Regions from separate parts of the Homo sapiens genome. Here region 2 is linked to region 1. The links are chromatin loops, found by intact Hi-C in ENCODE. Cell type or tissue: OCI-LY7. All regions are shown on one strand. Links, peaks and the distances in the headings refer to the core of each region. The heading gives the core; the rest is flanking DNA. Region 1 overlaps FERMT1 (FERM domain containing kindlin 1). Region 2 overlaps TRMT6 (tRNA methyltransferase 6 non-catalytic subunit).

What was found. Hi-C counts contacts between places; a loop is a spot of excess contacts. Peaks named below come from ENCODE experiments on the same cell type or tissue, not always from the same donor. Only the 100,000 strongest peaks of a DNase experiment are listed, where the experiment ranks them.
Region 2: it touches region 1 in a loop (4-fold over the local background); 5 of 110 quality-filtered maps call a loop at or near these places.

What each region holds. Positions count from the first base shown.
Region 1 is chr20:6,073,008-6,081,788 of GRCh38, forward strand. FERMT1 (FERM domain containing kindlin 1) reads right to left here. Exons shown (of 15, transcript NM_017671.5): 14 at 6,429-6,570; 15 at 1,838-4,339. The coding sequence ends at 4,166. Among named protein-coding and RNA genes, the nearest start is that of LRRN4, 23 kb to the left of the region's middle. RefSeq lists a silencer at 1,278-1,427. In OCI-LY7, for the core only: a CTCF peak has its summit at 4,538 (motif pointing left); a DNase peak (open chromatin) is centred at 4,534.
Region 2 is chr20:5,928,898-5,937,678 of GRCh38, forward strand. TRMT6 (tRNA methyltransferase 6 non-catalytic subunit) reads right to left here. Exons shown (of 11, transcript NM_015939.5): 11 at 8,331-8,781. It also overlaps the pseudogene KANK1P1. Among named protein-coding and RNA genes, the nearest start is that of TRMT6, 17 kb to the right of the region's middle. RefSeq lists a silencer at 5,051-5,100. In OCI-LY7, for the core only: CTCF peaks have their summits at 5,093 (motif pointing left) and 5,292; a DNase peak (open chromatin) is centred at 5,124.

The DNA.
Region 1 (8,781 bases), core at 1,709-6,708:
CACAACTCCAGTGAGGTTCAAGGAATTGGAAAAACTTTGAAGCAAGTGAGGGCCAAGGGCTTCACTTTTTCAGTTTTTCAGATTTTCCAGCTATGATTTCCTGGACTCAAGAGTCCTTGGCTGTAGGGTGCATGAGAAGGAAAGATGGGTGAAATAACAAAGAGGAATGTTCCCTTTCTGTCTCCTACCACTGAGAGATTCTGGGGTGACAGGAGTGGAAGGGGGAGAGGCAGGAAAGTCACGCTATGTGAGAAAATAATTAAAATGAATATAGAGATACTAAATGTAGAAGCCAATTTTTTTTTTTTTTTTTGAGACAGGGTCACTGAGGCTGGAGTGTGATGGCATGATCATAGCTCACTGCCACCTTGAACTCCTGGAGCTCAAGGGATCCTCTCATCTCAGCCTCCCAAGTAGCTAGGACTACAGGCATGTGCCACCATGCCCAGCTAATTTTTTAAAATCTTTGTAGAGATGGGGTCTTGCTGTGTTGCCCAAGCTGGTCTTGAACTCCTGGGCTCGGGTAAGCCTCCTGCCTTGGCCTCCCAAAGTGCTGGGATTACAAGGTGAGCCACTATGCCCAGCCCCCAAAAATAAATCTTGTGAGTTAAAAATAAAATTTTAAAGTGATTTTAGAAGACAGATATTATAAAATATCTTGACTTCTTGTATTAAATGAGTTTTCAAATTAAAGCTTCCTCATTTCCTTACTTTTCTGACCGTGGGACTAAAAATGAAACTTTCCCAAAATTAAGCACGGTGGCTCACGCCTGTAATCCCAGCACTTTGGGAGGCCGAGGCAGGCGGATCACCTGAGGTCAGGAGTTCAAGACTAGCCTGACTAACATGCAGAAACCCCGTCTCTACTAAAAAAAATACAAAATTAGCCAGGCGTGGTGGTGCATGCCTGTAGTCCCAGCTACTCGGGAGGCTGAGGCAGGAGAATCGCTTGAACCTGGGAGGCGGAGGTTGTGGTTAGCTGAGATCACGCCATTGCTCTCCAGCCTGGGCAACAAGAGTGAAACTCCATCTCAAAAAACAAAAACAAAAATTAAAACAAAGAAAAAAACAACAACACTCTAAGCACCTCATTTCTCTGGCTCCCAGACCTTTTTGGTCCAGCCTCTCCTCCCACAGCTAACTGCTCTTAATGCCCCTGGTTCTCTCTTACTGGTATGAGCCTGAGCTCAGGAACGCCTGCTCTGGAGCTAGGGTAAGGGGCATTTCAAGGCTGGGCAAGGCTGGGAAGGAAGGGTGGGGTTTGCTGGGTTAAGCTTAGTGGCTTCTGGAGTCAAGACAAACACTGCTCATTGGCAGTGTGACCCTGGGCAAGTTCACCTTCTGAACCTTTCTCCTTTGTAGAGGAAGCCATTTCTACCCTCTGTGGGCTGACAGGAGAATTGCACAAAGGGATATCTATAAACTGCATGTCACTAAAGCAAAGTGCCCTCAACACTCAGCCATCAGAATCAGAGGCTTCTGCTGTTCTATTGCCGCTGGGGATCTTTGCTTGCTGGTGTGTGTGTGTGTGTGTGTGTTTTAATATAGAACTGGAAAGAGACAAAAGAGCTCATGATAAGGCAGGATATGCCAGGAAATCTGTGACCAAGTCAGTGAGAAAGGAGTTGAAACCAGCGGGTAAGTGAGGTTTCTAAGGGGCTCTCTGAGGACCCCTGGAATCTGCCACTCCCCACACCACGGGAGGGAACGACCCGGAATCTTGGCGCTGTGAGGAGAGACACATGTTAGACCTCAGAGTTGCAGTCCCTTTTCATAAGAGAGGAAAAAGTCACCTTTTTGGAGACAGTAGGTTGGAGAGGACACAACAGGACCGTACTCAAATCCATATAAATCTTTTACTTAAAAGTCATATAAAAGAATAAAAAATGCAGATTTCTGAATCAACTGTAGATAAGGAAGCAAATGATGTTGAAAGGTGCCCATTAATTTAAAATTTCATCATAGGAATTTGGGTGACCTTTTGCACTCAGTATTAAAAAAAACCATCAAGTTGCTCTTTGGAACAGTAGCATTTAGGTTTGTTTTTTTTTTTTTTTGTCACACTTGTTTATTTCTTTGGGATGTTGCTGTGTGTCATGGAAGAAACGCTCCCCTGAAAACTGTAACCAAACAAAGTTTGGTTAAAACAAAGTTGGTTCCTTTGTTTTCATGGAAATGTCAGACAACTATGAAAAGCTAAGGAAGCATGTTGAACTGAAGGTCTGGCTTTGGTAAATTAGGCAGAGATGTTCTCAGCAGCAAACAGGTAAAATCTGACATCGAGAAGCATTATTTTAATGTAGGACCAGTTATAATCTTAAAGAACTGACTAGGTTCTAAAATAATAGAACTGAGAAATAGGACTGAGAAATGACCAACATCAAGTATATACGGTACACTTAGCACTTGTTTCTATAGAAAACATTTCAAATCAAGTTCTTTATGATGTGAACCAGATTTTCCAAATGCCTAAACCACTTCTGAGCTTTAAGCAAGGCCTCAGAAATTCAGCGGGTGCCTGGGAGGCTTCATTCACATTCACCTCTAAGGAGAGGCTAAAAGAGGAATTTCCAGATGGCAGCTACTGGCTCAGAACCAGGGGGTCCCTTGCCAAGTCTGTCTCTATGTGGCTCCCGGAATTGCTGAGGTCTCACTTCTCAGAGGGCTTTGATGGAAAATAAAGCAACAGCTGACGCTCACGGGCCTCGGAACTCTGGCCAGGCTCCCTGAGGGGTGCATCCTAGGAGAACTGAAAAATGGGATTGGAGCTTTTGCCTTATCCTTACACCCCAAGTTCTTTGTGTGGCAGAACATCTATGAAAAAATAATAAAATATTGTCTGATATTTCCCTTTACTTCTGGTATTGCTTTTGACCTTCTCAAAACCCACCCCTCCCACCTCTAACAAACCAAAATGGAAAATGACAATTCAGGCAGCTGTTAATTGGCTCACTCTCTCAAGGCAAGCACTGTCTCAAGGCAGTCTCAAGGCAGAGATGACACAGCAAAAAACAGAGGGGGAGAAAAAAGTCTATTATTGGCTTGTGATTTACAAAAGCCAAAGTCCTTTAGATAAAAGGCCAGGAGTCGTACCAACATAGATACCAAATCCAGGAGAACACAGACCAGCGATAAGAGGGACGCTTCCCCATGACCCAGACCAGCCTAAAGCCCCTGTGGGGGCAGCCAGTGGGGAGCTGTCAGACCTTGGACATGGTGGTCTTTGAGAATGGGTCTGCCCTTCTCTCCCTGACCAGTTGGGATAGACACCTGACTGGAATCCTTGACACTGGCAGGTGTTTCTATGAACAGAGAGGACTGTGCCTGTCTTCCTGAATCCCAACCCAGAGTAGAAGCAGTGGAGACATGGATCTGGGTTGAGAAATGGGTTTTCCTGTCCCCCTGTGTCACCCACATCTTCACAAAGGACTTACAGGTGGCTGAGAGATCTGTAGGAATGGAATGGGGCTTGCAGGTGGCCCCAGAAATCTGAGGAGACCAATGACTAAGACCAGATGTGGGTCAGTGGTCATCTTGGCAGGTATCACTGTGGACAGATGACACTGAGGGCCACTCCTCTGACCTTGGGTTGTCAACTGCTACCTGGTAGCCCCACCCCTCCCCTTTCTACCCCTAGACCTTGGCCTCCAGGGAAAAAGTGTGTGTAGGAACTCCCTCTGCCATTTTGAAAAGACAGGAGCTAAAAGCAGTTCCATGAAGGACAGGCGTTTCGTTTCATACCTGAGTTTGTGAAATAAGAGTTGTTCTTGCTACACGTGATTTTTACCTTTCTGTCTTCTCCATTGACTTAGTAATGAGACAGATCAGCACGAGGATAACTTGTAGCCATACACCTGGCAGGTTCTGCAAGTCAGAGAACTGTAACCACATGCTGGGCCTTAGAGCAATCTTAGGGCACCTGCTTTTCTCCTGCCTACCCATTTTATAGAAAAAACAAGAGAGGCTCCTTCCGTGGCTGGTAGCACAGGGCAAAGTAAGGAAAGGGATGTGCCAGCAGTGGGTTTGAATGAGGATCTGGGTGACCAGCGGTGAATGTATGTTGTCTGTTAGTCCAGAATCTACATGCTGGGCACGTTAGGGATCCCTCTGGGGAGGGGCGCCTTTGGCTTGCCTTGTTGGTGTGAGCCGAGCACGCGTGCTTGTTTCAATCCTGACCGCCGGTCAATTTGTGGAACAAGTCCTCATCGAGTGTTTCATTCTGGTCCTTGGAGCGGGTGGACAAGAAAATGTAGCCGCCAATGTACTCGTGCACAATCTTGCAATCTGCACTCAGGCAGGTGAAAGCAGTAAAGACGTTTTGGTCAAACTCGATGACCACCTGGAAGAGGAAGGCACAGAGAAGCTTAAACTCTGACAAGGAATGATGAAAAAAAAAGTGCTTTGCTGGACTGGCCCCTGGAGCTGAGGGCTGCTGAGGTGGATAACAGATGGATATCCCTCTAAAACACACAGAAAACCATCACTTCCATTAAACGCTTCCAGAAAACATCTTTGCTCTCTTTGCGCCCTCTGGTGGTGTCGACTTTGCTGCACGTCTGGTTAAAAAAACTCCCAACACATTTTCTGTCTACAGTTTAGATACAAGGATTTTGCCCAAGCACTCTCTGTCTCCCTGTGTTGAGGGGCAGGGTGCTTCGCAGGCACTTTATTTTTATTTTTATTTTTTTTTTGAGATGGAGTCTCTCTCTGTCACCCAGGCTGGGGTACAGTGGCACGATCTCGGGCCACTGCAACCTCTGCCTCCCAGGTTCAAGCGATTCTCATGCCTCAGCCTCCCAAGTAGTTGGGATTACAGGTGTGTGCCACCACACCTGGCTAATTTTTGTATTTTCAGTAGAGACGGGGGTTTCACCATGTTGGCCAGGCTGGTCTTGAACGCCTGACCTCAAGTGATCCATGCCTCGGACCCCCAAAGTGTTGGGATTATAGGCGTGAGCCACTGCACCCGGCCTGCAGGCTCTTTAATGAATAAAAGTCTGCCTGAATTTTCCTACAGCCACTGCCCGGAACCCTTTCCTAGCTGCAAGTCATAAACTCTAAGCACTAGAAGAAAGACTTAGAGACTTTGCTGGTTCACAACCTTGGCTGCCCATTGAAATCACTTGTGGACCTTTAAAAATTACTAATGGTTCGTTCCTCCTCCCAGAGATTCAGATTTAACTGGCCTTGGGTGTGGTCTAGGCAGTGGTGTTTTAAAGCTCCCCAGGTGATCCTAATACGCATCAAGGCTTTAGAGCTACCGCCTTAGAGGTCATCTAATCTCTGAACTTGATTTTACAAATAAGCACCCAGATGATTATCAACACTGCTGAGAGGAAGTCAGGGTTCTTAACAAATGTGTGGGTCTCTTACCATCCCTCTACGTCAGTGACTTTCTATTGGAAAATGAGAATGCCAAAGGAATGAGGGAAGATTGAGTCTGTATCAGCAACATCTGAATGTTTTAATTAATTCAAGAATGAATGAAACAGGGTCTTGCTTTGTTACCCAGGCTGGAGTGCAGTGGCACAGTCACTGCTCACTGTAACCTCGAACCTCAACTGATCATCCCTGGCTGAGTAGCTGAAACTACAGGTGCACACCATCACACCTGGCTAGTTCAGCGTTTTTTTTTTTTGTTTTTTTTTTTTTTAATTTTCTGTGGAGACAGGGTCTCATTATGTTGCCCAGGCTGGTCTCGAACTCCCAGCCTCAAGTGATCCTTCCCACCTCGGCCTCCCAAAGCACTGGGCAGAATGTTTTAAATTAGCGGCAGGATGCTAAGCTGCCTCTAACTTCATCTGGAATTTTCCATGATACAGGCTTGGCCTGAACTTAGCTCCTAGGATGGGAGATGATGGGAGGCTGTAACATAGGCTAGGGGTTTGAGGGCTCCTGGTTTTAAGAGGTGAAGCTTTTCTCAGTCATCACTATGGACCTCACTTTCTTCTTCAGCAGTTTTTCCCTTTTGGGCCTGGAATGCTCTCCAGGTGAGCAACTGAATCTTCCAGTCCTCCATCGGGTTTCTTGGCAGCCAGTCAGATGAGGCTTTTTTTGGATTTATTTTGCATAGCAGTTACATCTCCAGTAGTTTCTCATAAGTAAGTATCAAGCTAAATCCTGTATAATCCTATGCTGAGTCAATGAAAATTAATGAAACTGCTCAGCGATTTCAGAACCTGTCTGTATTGAAAGTCTGCATGGAGACTAAGCCAACTTGCAGTGCTAATGCAAGAGCATTTGGCCTGTGCCTGTTAGGAAGCTGCCCAGAATTGCATATGATGATTTTAGCAGACAGACAGTTACCATATGCTTGTGGTTTCTTAGGTCTAAATAGAAGAACACCTTTTAAAACTCAGAATAATCTGCAATTCTGAGGGACACACATTTATAGGCTCAACACTGAAGAGCAAAAACTTTCACTTTACCTGCCGGGTTTCCCAGTTTACATTCCACTGTTTGATATTTGTGAATCTCCATGTTGTCACTGGAATCCCGGTGGCTGCATCAATTTTAATCAACCTGTTATATGAAACTCCCAGAATGTCATCTTTTTTGCTTCCTTTAAATCTGAAAAGAATCATAATATTAGTTAAGAGAAGCAACTGCTTCCTATAATACAATGTTCACTCACATATAACTTCTTAAAAATACTACCAGTATTTCTGAATCATTTCAGAGGAATGGACAATGAAGAATTAACTTTCTGCAGGGGGGCATTTTTATTGGGATATAGACAGCGTGAAAAAAGAATGAAGGCTATCCTGCAGATGGTCTTTAAGTAAAACTGACATCAGAGAGAAGAAAAATAAGATGGAATCAAATAAATTCATTCAAAATGATTACTGACTCTGTGTTGGGCACCCTTCTAGGCATGGGAGATATAGTAGTAAACTAAACGGATGGAAAATTTCTGACTGTGGGAGGGAGAAGATCATAAGTATGAGGTACATATGCCAGATAAGATGAAGGAAAATAAAGTTGGAAGGGCTACAGGGAATACTGGTAATAAGGTGGTTACAGTTTGAAACAGGGAGGTCAGTGAAAAGGTGACATTTGATCAAAAAATGGATATGCATGAGGATGTGAGCCGCGTGGATATCTGGGGAAAGAGTATTCCAGGCAGAGGGCACAGCCACTTAAAAAAATTTTTTTTTTAATGTGCTTAAGGACCTGCCAGGAGGCCCATGTGGCTGACACAGTGAAGGAGGGGAGAGAAATGTGAGTTCAAGAGCAAAGGTCTTGTAGGCCACTGTAAGGATCTGGCTTTTACTCTGAGTGAGATAAGAAATCCTTCAGATTTTGTGTGTGTGTGTGTCTTGTAGAGACAGGGTCTTGTTATGTTGCCCAGACTAGTCTTGAACTCCCGAACTTAGGCAATCCTCCTGCCTTTGCCTCCCAAAGTGCTGGGATTACAGGCATAAGCTGTCACACCTGTCCCAGATGGTTTTGAGCAGAGGCTTCACAAAATCTGATTTAGATTTTAAAAGGATCCCTCTGGCTGCTAAGTTGAAAATTTAGTGGGATCAGGGTAGAGGCAGGAACACCAAGCAGGATCACTCTGGACCGGCTCTGTGATGGTGGTGGTGGAGGAGGAGGCGGAAGAAGTGGTCGGATTCTGTGTGTACTTTGAAGGTAGAGTCACTAGGAGTTGCCTATGGGCAGGATGTTGGTGTAAGAGAAAGAGCAGAGTCAAGAATGACTCCAAAGGATTTGGCCTGAACATCTAGGGCGAGGAGTTGCCTTCTACTGAGATGAAGAAGTATGTAGCGGGGAGCCAGTTTAGGGGGAAGATCCGGAACTTTGGACATGTAAAGATGAGATGCTCATTAGATATCCAAGGGTCACTGGATTTATGAATCTCCAGTTCAAGAGACAGTTCTGGGCTCAAGATATATATTTCAGAGTAATTGGCATATAAATGAAGTCAAAAGAATGGCTGAACCCAAGAAGGTGAGTAGAGATTGAGAAGAGGAATGCTTTAAGAACTGAGGCCTGGCTGGGTGCAGTGATTCACATCTGAAATCCCAGCACTCTGGGAGGCCGAGGCAAGGGGATTACTTGAAGCCAAGAGATTGAGAGCAGCCTGGGTAACACAGTGAGATCCCATCTCCTAAAAGAAAGTTAGCTAGGTGTGGTGGCTCACAAGTCGCAGCTACTTGGGAGGCTGGGGTGAGAGGATCACATGAGCCCAGGAGTTTGAGGTTATAGTGAGCCATGATTGTGCCACTGTGACAGAGTGAGATCCTGCCTCTAATTAAAAAAAAAAAAAACCAAAAAACTGAGGACTGTGCACTCTGGTATTATAAGAGATTGGAAAGATGAGAAAGAACCAGCCAAGGAGACCAAAAGAACTGGTCAGTGAGGGAGGAGAAAAGCCAGGAAAGTCAGCTGTGTTGGAAGGCAAGTGATGCAAGTTGGCAAAGGGTAAGGGGTGACTCATTGTGTCAAATGCTGCGGAGAGGGTAGCTGGTGCAAGGACTGAGAGGCGACCAATGGACTCAGCAATGTGAAGGTCATGGGTGGCCAAGAGGTGACCTTGATGACAGAAAGTAGCAGGGGCAGTGGGGTAGGGAGGGAGAGAAAACCTAACTGGAGTGGTTTCAAGAGAGAATGGAAGCAAGGAATTGGAGGTAGTAGGTACGTACAATACATTCAAGAAGTTTTACTGCAAATTAGGGCAGAGCTTGGGGAGAGCAGCTGGAGGGGGTTGCAAGAAGGGGAAACTGATGTGAAAAATGATGCTGCAGGAGACAGAAAAGCATAATTTTAAAAGAATTC
Region 2 (8,781 bases), core at 2,451-7,450, 140 kb before region 1:
ATTTCATCTTCCACCCTGGCCAACTTGAAACCTTCAATGTTAATGGCATGGTGCCCTTTGGCCATTCCCCAAGTGTCTTCATCCTCGTCTTCTTCAAGAGGATACTACTCAATGACACTCAATGACATCACACTCGTCATCTGACTCAGAAGAAGAGCTTTCATCTGTGTGAAAATCATCACTTGAAGTTGTTGCATAACCTCCATTAATGCCAACAAACTGAAGATTCTTTTTCATGCCATTTGAATCTTTGTTACCATCTTTCTTCTTCATAATGGGCTCCAGTGTACTTTCATTGTTTGTGCATATGGAGGCCAGCGGCCATCTGGTTGTCTGTCAGGTTCACTAGAGACCATGTCCTTTCCTGAGCGGGGAAGGCATCCTGGCTGCTGACCAGCTTTCCTTCTGAGATCCCTACCTCTGAGCAGCCTTCTTCCTGATACAGATACTTTACTAATGTAGATTTCCTTTCTAGATGTACATTTCCTTGTAAAAAGGACAGCTTTTTAGAGCCATTCCTGTGTCTGTAGTTTCTCTGAATAATCAGCTCGAAATATGCCAAAGAGGTATATTTTTGGGTGGCACATTGTGGTCTCCTCCAGTCATATTTTGGGATGGTGTGGGCCGAGCCCCAGCAGAGGCAAAAATAAGACTTAAAATCACGTAGGACTTTTATCCATCAAGGAAGACCTGGTTCTCCTCCTCTTGGCTAAGTCAAGAATTGCCTGTGCTACTTAACCAGATTCTTTTTAGATGAACTCTCTGTGACATACTTTTCCAGGAGCATTGCTGCTTTGTCATATGGGGAGCCCATCAGTGCTATAAATCTGATGGCAAATTTTTCTAAACCTGGACACACACTTCTAGAAGGTTTCTTGCTATCTCTCTGCCTGCATTTTTTTTTTTTTCTGGCCATGGGATTGTGACTGCCTGTTTGTAAAGGGCAGTGATGGGGGTGTGAGGAGGGGAAGGCTGCTGGAGGAGGTAGCTCTTATAGTGGACAAGGGGGGTTGGTAAATACATACCATACTAGTTTTCTGGGGCTGCCATAACAAATCACCACAAAACGGATGGCTTAAAACAAGAGAAATTTATTCTCTTACAGTTTTGGAGGCCAGAAGTCCAAAATCAAGGTGCTGGCAAGGCCATGCTCCCTTCAAAGCCTGTAGAGGAGGATCATTCCTTGCTTCTTCCTGGTTTCTTGCTTCATCCTTGCTTCTTCATTCCTTGCTTCTTCCAGGCCTTCCTTGGCTTGTGGCAGCAGAGCTCCCACTGCCACCTCTGTCTGCACATGGGCACTCTCTCCCTGTGAGTCTGTCTGTTAACATGGTGTTCTTCATCAGGACACCAGTCATATTGAATTAAGGACCCATCCTACTCCAGTATGACCTCATCTTAACTAATTACATCTGCAACCACCCTATTTTCAAGTCAGGTCACATTTACATGTATTAGGGGTTGGGACTTCAACATGTTTTTTTTCTGGGGACACAATTCAACCCATAATAAAGCAGGCCAGCACCCACCCCCCTCAGGTGGAGAGACACTGAGGCACATATTCTGCACTGCCTCCCAGACTTCCTCTGTGGATCATGCCCCAGGTGCCACAGCAGTGACCTGCCCAATAATGCAGCCTTTATTGGCTGCCTTTACCTTTTCCACTGCCCACTGGTGACCCTGCTGGTGTTTCCTGGGATCATCTCTCATATAAACTGCTTGTTTTCAAATACTTGTCTCAGGGTTTGCTCCTGGGGGACCCTGACCTAAGAAACTATCCAAAGTCAAGGCTTATATTATGCCAAATAGTATACCTGCACTTGCAACCCCTTGTCTTAATATATCCTGATACAAGATACTGGGAAATGCTCAGCATGTACTCACATGCACAGAGTACAATGTCTCTTCCTTTTTTCCTATCACAGCCCAGCAGAAAACAAAATCCTTTCCTAAAGAGAGATTCAGGGGCCCAAGGTGAAAAATGATTTACTGTCTATAGGAGAGAAAATAAAACCCAGCAATACACCAAATGCCAGCCTGGCAAATCTCACACACACACACACACACTCACACACTGGGCACTGCTCACGAGGAAAGCTGCTGGAAGCTAGAGTGCAATGCATATGGCACCCCCCAGCTTCCCCCTGGCATCTGCCTTGTTGAGGTTCTGCACATTAGTACATCTTTTCATTTTAGTTTGCAAACACCCCAGGGGAGGGAAACGTGAAGGTGTAGATGGTCTATCAAAGATGAAGGAGACATCCAAGAGAATCCCACCCAATACGTGCTGCTCAGACGGTACAATTAGGATCTTGGGGATGTCACCATTTCTTCAGGAAGAAGTGAAGAACAATCTAGTCCACTGTTTTTCCCACTTTTAATCAAAATAATTTATGTCCATTGTAAAAACATTAAGTAGTCCTGAAAGGCTTATAAATGAGGATTATGGGTTGAATTTTGTCCCCAAAATGAAGAAGTCTTAACCACTGGCACCCATGAATGTGACCTTATTTGGAAATCAGGTCTCCGCAGTTAAGATGGGGTCATTAGAGTTTCTAGTATTATTGGTGTCCTTACAAGAAGACGGAAATTCAGAGACAAACACACACACAGAGGAGAATACCATGTGGAGACAGAGGCAGAGACTGGAGCTATGCCTCTTCAAGCCAAGAAATGCCTGGGTTACCAGATTTTTCTGGTACGGTCAAGGAAGGATTCTGCCCTAGAACTGTCAGAGGGAACACTGCCTCTGCCAACAATTCAGTTTCAGACTTCTGGCCTCCAGATATGCAATAGAATACTTTTCTGTTGTTTTAAGCCACTCAGCTTGTGGCACATTGTTATGGCAGCCCTAGGTATCTAATACAATGAGAAACAATGGCCTCAGTGCCCCATCCTCCAAATCTGTGTGCAGATGCAGCCACCTGTAATTTAACTTTTAGATTTATTTTCTTATTTGAATATATTGTCATGATTTATAATATCATGACAAGTTTATCGAGAAGGAGTTATAACACAGAGCTGGGACAGGAGGAAAGAAAGGGTCCTATTATTACAAAATGAAAATACACACCATGCCACTGTAAAACATAGTATAATCAGGAGGCCGGGTGGGTGGTTCACCCCTGTAATCCCAGCACTTTGGGAGGTCGAGGCAGGCAGATCACCTGAGGTCGGGAGTTGGAGATCAGCCTGGTCAACATGGTGAAACTCTACTCTACTAAAAATACAAAAAAATAGCTGGGTGTAGTGGCAGTTGCCTCTAATCCCAGCTACTCGGGAGGCTGAGGCAGGAGAATCACTTGAACCCAGGAGATGGAGGTTGCAGTGAGCTGAGATCGTGCCACTGCACTCCAGCCTAGGCAACAAGAGCGAAACTCTGTCTCAAAACAAACAAACGAACAACAAACACATAATATAATCAGGAGATTTCAGGTGCTGAAATAATTAATTAATTGCAGTAATTACAATTCTGCAGTCCAGGATCCTGACACTCACATATATGACAGGCTTCACTGAGAAAGTATCTGTTGATGAAAGACCTAAAGAAAGGGTGTGAGCCATGTGGACACCTGGGGCAAGGACATTTCAGGCAGAGGGAATAGTAGGTGCAAAGGCCCTGGGTCAGGAATGTGTTTGGCATGTTTGAAGAAGAACAAGAGGCCAGAGTGGGAGACTGTCGTAGGAGGTGAGCTTAGAGAGGCAGCAGGGGCCAGGTCACGCAGGGCTCTCTGTAGGTCCTGGTAAGGACTTTTGTTTTACAATTGGAGAGTTCTCAACGGATGACTGATAGGATTTGCTTTATGTTTATAACAACACTGGCTGCTGGGTTGAGTGATGGCTGTAGGGGAAGTGAAGGCAGAAACACAGAAACCAATAAGGAGGGCACTGTAATGACCCTGGTGGGTCATTGTGATGGCAGGGTCCAAGGTGGTGGCACTGGGAATGGGGAGAAGTGGTAGAATTCTAGATCTATTCTGGAGACAGAGCTGACACGTAGGGCTGCTGGTTTTGGTGTGGCATGAGGGAATGAGAGGAGAATACCAAGGCTTTAGGCCTGAGCATCTGGGAAAACAGATGGGGAGACTGCAGGAGGGACTGGTTTGGAAGGGTAGAGATGGGGAGCTCAGATTTGAACTTGTTAAGTTTGAGACGTGAATAGATACCCAGCAGAGGTGTTGAGCTGGGTATATGAGCCAGTGCTGGAGGAAAAGGCCTGTGTTGAAGACTGCATGTGGGAGTCATCATCATAGAGACGGTATTTAAAGCCTTAAAACTGGGTGAGATCACCTAGAGTTATATAAATGAGTGAAAGATGGCCTCTGTTTATTGGCTCATAGATTGTTTATTTCTTCATTGCAGGCTGACACTGATTACTGCAGAAGCCAAACTCAAATTTTTACACATCCAATTATTTTAAACAAATTTTATGCCAATTTTTAGCCATTCAGGGCCTTGCTGGTACATACCCGGTGAAACTATACCCAGCATCTGTTGGCCATTGATAACATAGAGCCTTGTGGTTATAAGACCTTAAGTGCGATGTTAATCCCAGCACTTTGGGAGGCCGAGGCAGGCAGATCGCTTGAGCTCAGGAGTTCAAGACCAGCCTGGGCAATGTAATGAAACCCTGTCTCTACTAAAAATACAAAAATTAGCTATATGTGGTGGCATGCGCCTGTAGTCCCAGCTACTTGGGAGGCTGAGGTGGGAGGATCACTTGAGCCTGGGAGGTGGAGGTTGCAGTGAACTGAGATCATGCCACTGCTCTCCAGCCTGGGTGACAGAGTGAGACCCTGTCTCAGAAAAATAAAGCCAAAAACAAAAACACAAACCTCAAGCCGTCCCTGTCCTTCGGAGCTCTCTGACCCAGAGACTCCCCTCTGTACTGCTGTGCAACACCACCTAGACACATAAGCCTTGTTTCTGACTCTCCCCTCCCTCGGGGGTATCCTTGCCTTTCCTCCTCTCCTTCTGAGTAGCAACACCTGTAGTGTGTGCTCTTTGCACAGACTCTTGCTCTAAGGGACATCCCCCTACCCCTATGCAAACCTGTCAGAGTGTCACCATCACCAATAAAATATGTGTGTGCTGCTGCCATCTCATGGTCATGTCTTTCTCTTTGATCAGTCCCCAAATCCTCCAAACACCCTAGGGAGTTAGTGTAGACAAGAAAAGGAAGAAGTGCAAGTGCTGAGCCCTGAGGCATGCCAATGTTTAGAAGTTTCAGAGATGAGGAAGAACCAGTAAGAGAGATACAGAAAGAAAGGCTGGAGAGGTAGGAGGGAAACCAGGAGAGAGTGGTGTTCTAGAAGCCAAGGGAGGAAAAGCCTGGCAAGGAGAGGGATGGACGGTGTCAGACACTGCTGATAGGTCCAGCGGACCGAGAAGGAGCTCTGGATGTCACACTACTGTCCATTGTTGCTTGCTGCCCACACCAAACCTGCTTCCCACTGTGGCTGCTCCAAAGGGCTGCTCTCCCGTTTCCACCAGTGCCACAATCCGTCTCATCACGCCACTGAAATCAGTGATCAGCAAAGTTTTTCACAAAGGCCCAGAGAGCGTGTATTTTAGGCTTTGAGACCATATGGGCTCTATCACAATTATTCAACTTTGCCACAGTGTGAAAGCAGCCATTGACAATACATAAACAAATTGAGAGTGGCTGCGTTCCAATAAAACTTCAGTTTGAATTTCATGTAATTTTCCCATGTCACAAATTTATTTTATTTTTTATTTTTATTTTTTTTACTTTTCCGCTTCAACCACTTAAAAATGTAAAAATCTTTCGTTACAGGCCATACAAAAAACTTGTAGTGGGCCAGATTTGCTGCCCGCTGATTTAAATTAATCATATTCTTTCTTATTTTTATCTCCTTTCTTGAATCTGTCACCATATGACTTTATTTATTTATTTATGAATGACAGAGTCTCACTCTGATGCCCAGGCTGGAGTGCAGTGGTGTGATCTCAGCTCACTGCAACCTCTGCCTCCTAGGTTCAAGTGATTCTCCTGCCTCAGCCTCCCAACTAGCTGGGATTACAGGTGCCGCCACCACACCCAGCTAATTTTTGTATTTTTAGTAGAGAAGGGGTTTCACCATGTTGGCCAGGCTGGTCTCAAACTCCTGACCTCAAGTGAGCCACCCTCCTTGGTCTCCCAAAGGGCTGGGATTACAGGTGTGAGCCACCAAGTCTGGTCTATATAATTATTTAATTTAATTTAATCTAGTTTATAGCTCCTATTTTGTGTCACTCACAGGTGACAGGAGAGCACTGAGAGGTCACTACCCACCTAAGCATTTGATTAAGGAAAAGTATTCCCAAAAGGCAAAAGAATGCCTGCTATCATTTCCCCTGGATTAATTTCTCCACTCTTTAAAGTTTGTTGGCTTAGAATTATAACACTATGTAGACCAAACATCCAACAGATTGACCTACCCCTCTTTCAAAACAAAATATCCACAGCACCTTGTTACCTGTCAAAGCAAAAATGAAATGTCAAAATCTTTCCAGTCTTGTTTTAATGATATCTCAGCTAAGAGTAAAAAAAAAAAAAAACAAAAACAAAAAAGCCCCAGGTTATTAATAGAACTGTAAAAAGGGCCTTCCAAAAGGAGTGGGTAGAGTATGATATTCATTTCCTATGCTTCAAAGATCTTGCCCTTTCTCATAAAAACTCAGATAGCTGTGGGTGCCTAGTAAAGGTTAATACGGTAGTTGAAAGGTTACTGGTTGCTTTTTAAGTAGCTATTCAGGGACTTACCTCTCTCACCATCTGACCTGTGCTACATAGTTAAGTTCAAGGAAAATTATAATCCTTTTTACAAAAATTAATACTAGCCTAGAGGCAACATCATATTTCAAGTTATTAGATACACTCTGTTCCTTTCTAGCACTGCACTTAAAGGCATTACAAAATCAGGATAAAGTGAATCCTGATCATGGATTTTTAGGACATGCGTTTTAGTATTTAGTACTGTTCTTGCAATACTTACAACCAACACTTTAAAACAACATGCAAACACTCCATTTTTTTTTCCCAAAGCTTCACTATGTATTGAGAAAAGGCTATTTTTGGCTTTTCAATATACAACCAATGCATGAATGATTGCTCAGTATTTGCTTCATACAATTTGAGTGTACCTTTAAGCTAAAAAATGCCCTGTAATGGGTGCCATGCTATATTGCCAAGTACCCTAGTCCAGTGGAGGAACAGGATGGATGTTACAGAATGATTTTTGTCTTTGACTTCTTGATTGCCATTCATTAAAGTGCTATTCTACATAACTCCTCTGGTGGCTGGATGTCCAAAAATCATAAAATTATCCGTTCATCTGCTCCAAAGGTGAATGTCCATTTTAAACACAAGACAAAAACATCCTGTATTTAGCTGTACCCATGATGTGCATGCACACAGTCGTGGTTCCCAGTGGGCGGTTCCTGGACCAACAGCACCAATATCACCTGGAAACTACTTGAAATGCAAATGCTCTGTACCACTCCAGAAGTACTGAAATCTTATTCTGTGGGGTGGAGGGCCCAGTGGCCTCTGCTTACCAAGCCCTCCAGGGGAATCTAAGTTTTCCAATGCTAAGTTTGCAAACCACAGAATTCAATCATCTGTACGCAGATTAAGTAAACTATATGAATGAGAAAAAAAAAAAATACAGATTAACTTATGCTGTTGGCATTGGTAAGATGAGTTCACAAGGTAACATGAGCATGCAGGGCCTTGGTAGCTCAGACCCCAGACCCCTTGCTCAAGAAACTCAAGAGAAAAGATTTAGGGAACGGAATGCAACTTGCAAACCAGTAACCAGGAGACCAGCCACTACTGATTCTAATCTATGCAGTTTTCTGTTCTCCTTGTCCAAACTTGATTAGCTACATGTGTGTGTGACACCAGCTTGCAACACACTCCGTGAGGTGCCAATCCAGGCATGTCCTCTACAATAGACAGACCACGTCACAATCGGCCGAAAGCCCACAGGACATCACTGACTGCATCACTGTTAGAAGAATCACAGTAGGAAACATTTTCATTTTTATTTATTTTTTGAGACAGTTTCACTCGTCGCCCAGGCTGGAGTGCAATGGCGTGATGTCGGCTCACTGCAACCTCTGCCTCCCGGGTTCAAGCGGTTCTCCTGCCTCAGCCTCCCAAGTAGCTGGGATTACAGGCGTTAGCCACCACGCATGGCTAATTTTCTAATTTTTAGTAGAGATGGGGTTTCAACATGTTTGTCAGGCTGATCTTGAACCCCTGACCTCAGGTGATCCGCCTGCCTGGGCCTCCCAAAGTGTTGGGATTACAGGCATGAGCCACTGTGCCCGGCCGACATTTTTATTCTTTAATAGCAATTAGGATAAAGGACTCAAAATTGTACTTAGTAATCACATTGGCATAGCACATGCTATTTGGAAAAAAAATTTTTTTTCTGAGATGTTCCTTGCTGTATGATACAGGCCTATTCTATGACAGGAGCAACGCAAACGATGACCATGTTCCAGTGAGCAAGACTCAATCTCTCAAATGAACAAGAGCCTTGGCTGATTCTAAACACTTTCTTTGCTACAGCACATGATCAAATGATTAGAGTTTTTCAGAGCTTAGAAAGGGTAACCATCTAATCATGACAGAGTTCTTCAGCATTAATAATCAAGAAAGGCACTTTAGGGACATTTGACAAGGAATGACACTAATACAATGAGAATTGGTCTAAGTCCTGCACAAGACTTTGATACAGTTCAAATAGACTGCACACTCTTTCTGTCCCCATG